2 separate regions of the Homo sapiens genome follow, and region 1 is linked to region 2. Evidence: chromatin loops called from intact Hi-C (ENCODE). Cell type or tissue: IMR-90. All regions are shown on one strand. Links, peaks and the distances in the headings refer to the core of each region. The heading gives the core; the rest is flanking DNA.

Region 1 (2,926 bases), core at 326-2,825, 190 kb after region 2:
CTATTTAACTGGTTTTTCTAACCATCTCAGGATTAACCCATCTGTTCAGTGAAGATACTTAGAGAAACCTGTATTCTAAGAGGTTATTCAAAAGTATTCTCAGAGGTACATGTGCATATATCTTTTGCCAGTACAAGCTAGCAATCCAATGGGAAGATGTTTACCTGAAAAATAAAGAGGAAAACTAATCCCCTCAGCAAGTGTTTATCAACTGTCTTTGCCAGGCACCACCCACCAGTGCTCTACATGTGATGTGAGCATGCCCTGAAGGAGATCATAGTCTAGTGCAGCAATTAAACAGTAAAGAAATAATTACAGTACATTATGATGAGTCCAACTAGGACACAGAGGAGGAGGGAGCATTATAGGGTGCAGAGAAACATTCCCAGAGAACTCAGAGTAGGTAAGATACATGGGTTGAAGGAGCCGGGCACAGTGGCTCACACCTGTAACCGCAGCACTTTGGGAGGCCAAAGTGGGTGGATCACGAGGTCAGGAGATCGAGACCATCCTGGCTAACACAGTGAGACACCGTCTCTACTGAAAATACAAAAAATTAGCCGGGCCTAGTCTCAGCTACTCGGGAGGCTGAGGCAGGAGAATGGCGTGAACCTGAGAGGCGGAGCTTGCAGTAAGCCGAGATCACGCCCCTCCTGCACTCCAGGCTGGGCGACAGAGTGAGACTCCATCTCAAAAAAAAAAAAAAAGATACATGGGATGAAGGGAACAGCATGGGCAACAGAAGGTTAGGAGAAGCGCAGGTCATATGGTATGACTGGCTTGTTGAATTCATGATTAGGTTGGTTTGAGCAATTGAAAAGTGATTAATGTCAACCACTTCTCATTTTTCTTTTATTTGATAAATATTTCTTCTTACATATCTGGTCACAAACCTTTAATGAATTCCATGTAAAACAATCAATAAATTTTCTTATTCTTTCCCTCCTGTGACAATAGAGATGGTGTCTCTCTATCTCTTTTGGAACCTGTCCCTTTAATAGCTTCTGAGAAACTTTAAACTATAAACTTTTCCCTGTATATTGCACTGCTAGCTTCAAACCAAATCACTGCCATCAGCCTTTAAACATACTTGAGTCTGTCCCATATTAATCTTGATTTCACACATGTGCCCCTACAACCTCTGCTTCTCTTTACAATAAAGACTTGTACAAGAGTTGTCTCTAGCTCCACACTGCCACTTAATCCTGGACCGCTCCAATCTGGCTTTCACCTCCATCACTCAACCAAGACAGCCCTCCACAAAGGTCACTAATGACCGCCATGTCTCTTAATAAAATAGACTTTTCAGTCCTCTCCTTGTTTTTTTCTCTGGGATATGTTTGGCACTGTAAATCAGTTTATCTTTCTTGAAACAATTTCTTATGTTGGTTTCCATGACATCCCACTCTTGTTTTTCTCTATCTTTTTGAGTTCTGCCTGCCCCTGCTAATTTCCTTTTCTAGGCTTATTCTCCTTTACCTAGTTGGCAATTAGAAGTTCCTGAAGGCTCTGCACTAAGCACTTTCTCTTTGTTCTTTAACTTCTTCCATGGATTTGATTTCTGAGTACTCTAAAAACTCCCAAATTTAATTCCCAGTGAAGACTTGCCTTTCAGTATATCTGGGTTTGTTTAACATGCATCTCAAATGCATTTCCCATTTCTTATATCCTGAAATCTGACCTGCGCCCCTTGTTTTCTGTGTAGGAAAATTCACAAATATCTATCTTGTGCATTAGGTCAAGAGACCATGGAAAACTCTTTAAATTGTTAAAACACTTTAGAACCGAGTTTCTTAACCTCAGCCCTATTGACATTTTGAGCTACATAATTTCCTGCTGTGGGGGTCTCTGTGCATTGTGAGATGTTTGGTGAGCATTCCTGGCCTATACCCACTAGATGGCATAGCACCCCCTCCAGTTGTGACAAGCAAATTGTGTCCAGACATTGCCAAATAGCTCTTGGGAGGGATAAGGAGGCCAAATCAGCCCTTACTGAGAATCGCAGCTTTAGAAGGAAGATAAGAGACAAAGCTGTGTTTTTTAAAAAATAGAAATCATGCTGAAGTTTTCTACCAAGGAAATTATTAGTTCAGTTGTATGCCCAAAGTGTATGACATTAAGTATTATTTATCAATATCACTACTTCCCACATTAGCTACATGTTGTGAGTCTCATTGGTTATCTAAAATATGCTTCACAAAATTTGCCCAGCAAAGATTTGTCCAGTGAGCACCAAGAAACCCCATTTGGACCTTGCTGATAGTTCCAGCATATTTCCACACAATTTCTCTCCTCTCATCCTCCTAATCTCCCAACCACAGTCACAGTGTTTTTTGAAATCATATGCTCCTCCTGTCATCCAGTGTCACCCAGTGTTCTTTCTGGAACATCCTGCCCATTTCACTTAACCCCCCTTCATCCTGCAAACACAGCCCAGACATCACCTCCCTACAGAGGCCTTTCCTAAACCCCAAAGCCCTTTAGGTTTTCATGCACTCTTAGAGCTGTGCTGCTTTCCTTCACTGGCACTTACCTAAGTTTATGATTAAATATGCATTCGCATGGTTATTTGAATATTTATCACACCCAATAGCCTTTAACAAGGATGTAACACATAAGCTCTAAAACACTGGTGCCTGGCAGTGACATGTATGATTCATTTCAAAACAGAAAGGTAGATAATCAGGCACAAGGACTGCTACCTGGCTCACCAGCAGCACAGGACATTTGAAATCAGCATTGCACTAAAAAATGTCCTTGTTATAGTGGCCATCCGCAGAGTGCTGAATCTTTCCCCTGTGTCGTGACGCCTCTTTTATATCATAATTTTTAAATCTTCAACCATCATCCTCTAAAATACTATTTTTTCAGAGTTGTTAAGTTCCGTGGGCGAATAATTTGCATTCATTTTAAGACAAATTTGTTT
Region 2 (2,926 bases), core at 152-2,651:
CAAAGTTATCTGATACACACAGGAACCCAACCTACTCTCCACAGAGTGTGGAAGGGTTAAAGAAAAGCCACTTCTGAACATCTCCGCTTTATCAGCTCCCGTTGGGAGATCAGGGGCCAGCAGCCTTCATTAGCCAATAAAAAGAAAATGACGTTTCTTTGCAAGGAGTAGACTTTACTAAGCACCCTATATGTTAAAAAAATATATATTAAATGTTAGTTTTTGTCTCCAAAATAGATATATAATTCTCAGATTTCCTTGTAATTTTCTCTTAATGGCTGATTAAATCTTGACAATATAAAGCAGTCCAGTCATCCACCCATTCACTGGACAAATATTTCTTCCATGTAAATGCCAGGCACCAGTTTAGGTCCTGATGATACACCAATGAACAAGAAAGATGAAGTGATGATCCACCAGGAACTTACATTTTAGTGGGAGAGATACACATAACAAATAGGTAGATGATATGATAAGCAGGGTAAGTAGATGGAGAGCAGATTTTTAAGACTTCTGTGAGCTAAGACCTGATTGAAGAGAGGTTGTAATTTTGTGGTGTCAGCATGATCAGGCCAAGTAATCACTTCCTATTGCCCATATATTTTTTAATCATTTGTTTAAAAATATAATGCAAAGAGATAGTTCTCAGACTGTTTTCTCATATAGAAGATACTTATTTCTTAGATTCTTAGTACTACTCATTTTAATAAGCTATATGAGTCCACAACATTAAAAAATTTACTCTAGAAAGTAAAGCTGGGTAAAGTGACCTCAGTGTAGAAAACTTTTATTATATGGCCACAAAAGGCACTGAAAACGAAATTTCTAGAGGGCCTTAGGGGATTAAAAGGGAAATGTTTAGAAGACATTAAACCTCTGGAGGTTTAATTTTGCAACTTCCCCAAATACTTAGACGACTTCAAAAATAATTTTGCTTTTGTCTAAACTCAGAAATTATATTGTTCTTTTTTGCCCTTGCTGGCCCTCAGAAGAGTATTAATTCTCATTTTGGGAAGGAATTATTTTAATCATGCCATTAAATGAGAGGAAAATATCCCTTTTCTAAAAAAATAAAAAATTAAAAATAAAAACCTCGGTGTAAAGTGGAATTCTCTAGAGAATGCATTGTGCACAAAATGACCTTCCTCAGTGTATTACTGGGATGGAGGGAGTCGTCTCTCTGTGGGGTAGCAAATAAGCCCTGTGGCCCCCTCAATCCACCTCAGCCTCCACAGAGCATCAGTTGCTGTTTCATCCCGGGTTGGTCCAGACAGCCACTGCCAGTCCACTAGAGGGAGCACTTGAGAGGAAACCCATTTGCTTTCATTGATCTAGATCTCAAATAAAATTTCATCTTAGAGGCTGGGCGCGGTGGCTCATGCCTGTAATCTTAGCACGTCGGGAGGCCAAGGTGGGTGGAGCACGAGGTCAGGAGTTCAAGACCAGCCTGGCCAACCTGGTTGAAACCCCCATCTCTACTAAAAATACAAAAGTTAGCGTGGCATGTTGGCAGTAAGCTGAGATCATGCCACTGCACTCCAGCCTAGGCAAAAGAGTAAGACTCTGTCTCAAAAAAAAAAAAAAAAAAAAAAAATTTCATTGTAGAATAAAATCCAATTCCTTTCAGCTTTTATCTTCAAATTTTGGTCATTGTTTGCATTAGTCATTGTTCTTCAGGAAAACAGAACCAATAGGATATATGTATCTGTGTGTGTGTATACACATATATATGCACACATGTATATATTTATATATACAAATATATGCATGCATATATATTTACATATACACATATTTACAATTCTGTAAAATCTTATATATAAATAAGACTCACACATACACATATAACGTGCATATATATATACACATATATATGGCATATATATATATACATATATATGGCATATATATATATACACACATATATATGGCATATATATGAGATTTATTTTAAAGAAGTGACTCATGTAATTATGGCAGATAGCATATCCAAAATTTGCAGGTGGGCCAGCACGTTGGAGGCCCAGGGAAGAAAGACTACTGCAAATCAAATCTGAAGGCTTGTCTGCTCACTAAATATCCTCTTGCCTGGGGAGGTCAACCTTTGGTTCTGTTCAGGCCTTCAGCTGATTGGATGAACTCTCCTCCCTCTACCCTCACCTCAATAAGAAGGATGTCTTAGTTTCTCCAGGCTTCTATAACAAAATAGCATGCAACAGAAATGTATTTCTCACAGTTCTAGAGGCTGGGCAGTCCAAGCTGCTGGCAGATTCAGTGTCTGGTGAGGTCCCATTTCTTGGTTAGTAGAGAGTTGTCTTTTTGCTGTGTCCTCATACGATGGAAGAGGCAAGCCAATTCTCTGGGCCTCTAAGGGCATTAATTACACTCATGAGGGTTCTGTTCTCATAATCTAATCGCCTCCCAAGAGTCCTGCCTCCTAATATCACATTAGTGACTAGGCTTCCACATATGAATTTTAGAGGTACGCAAACATTCAGATCATAGCAGAAGGTGATTTGCTTTACTAAAAATCAGCAACTTAAATGTAAATCTCATCCTAAAATAACCTCACAGAAATATCCAGAGTGATGTCTGACCACCATGGCCTAACCAAGTTACAAGATAAAATCAAACATCATGCTGTTTCTGTATAGTGACACTAAAAATAGTTGCTAAAAACTTGTATGACAAAATAGAAAAATGAAAGAAAGGCAAATTATTTTGGAAAGTTACAGTAAAGAACATAATCTAAACCCAACAAAAAAGTTTCTGAGACTCAATCACTGAACAGAGTTGGAAGAAGCTTTTATTCACTTCATTCCACTGTATTTAACAAGTCTCTACTTCAGTCCCTGTGGGGTTTCTAATATTATAAAAAGTAATATCATAGGTTATAAAGATTTAGAAAGAGTGCTTCTATTTTTGA

What was found. Hi-C counts contacts between places; a loop is a spot of excess contacts. Peaks named below come from ENCODE experiments on the same cell type or tissue, not always from the same donor. Only the 100,000 strongest peaks of a DNase experiment are listed, where the experiment ranks them.
Region 1: a loop joins it to region 2, with 2.2 times the contacts of the local background. A loop is called at or near these places in 2 of 110 quality-filtered maps.

Annotation. Positions count from the first base shown.
Region 1 is chr7:147,430,359-147,433,284 of GRCh38, forward strand. The region is part of intron 10 of CNTNAP2 (contactin associated protein 2); the gene reads left to right. Among named protein-coding and RNA genes, the nearest start is that of MIR548F4, 54 kb to the left of the region's middle. In IMR-90, for the core only: a CTCF peak has its summit at 1,882 (motif pointing right); no DNase peak of the experiment used is centred there.
Region 2 is chr7:147,244,192-147,247,117 of GRCh38, forward strand. The region is part of intron 8 of CNTNAP2 (contactin associated protein 2); the gene reads left to right. Among named protein-coding and RNA genes, the nearest start is that of MIR548F4, 130 kb to the right of the region's middle. In IMR-90, for the core only: a CTCF peak has its summit at 1,288 (motif pointing right); no DNase peak of the experiment used is centred there.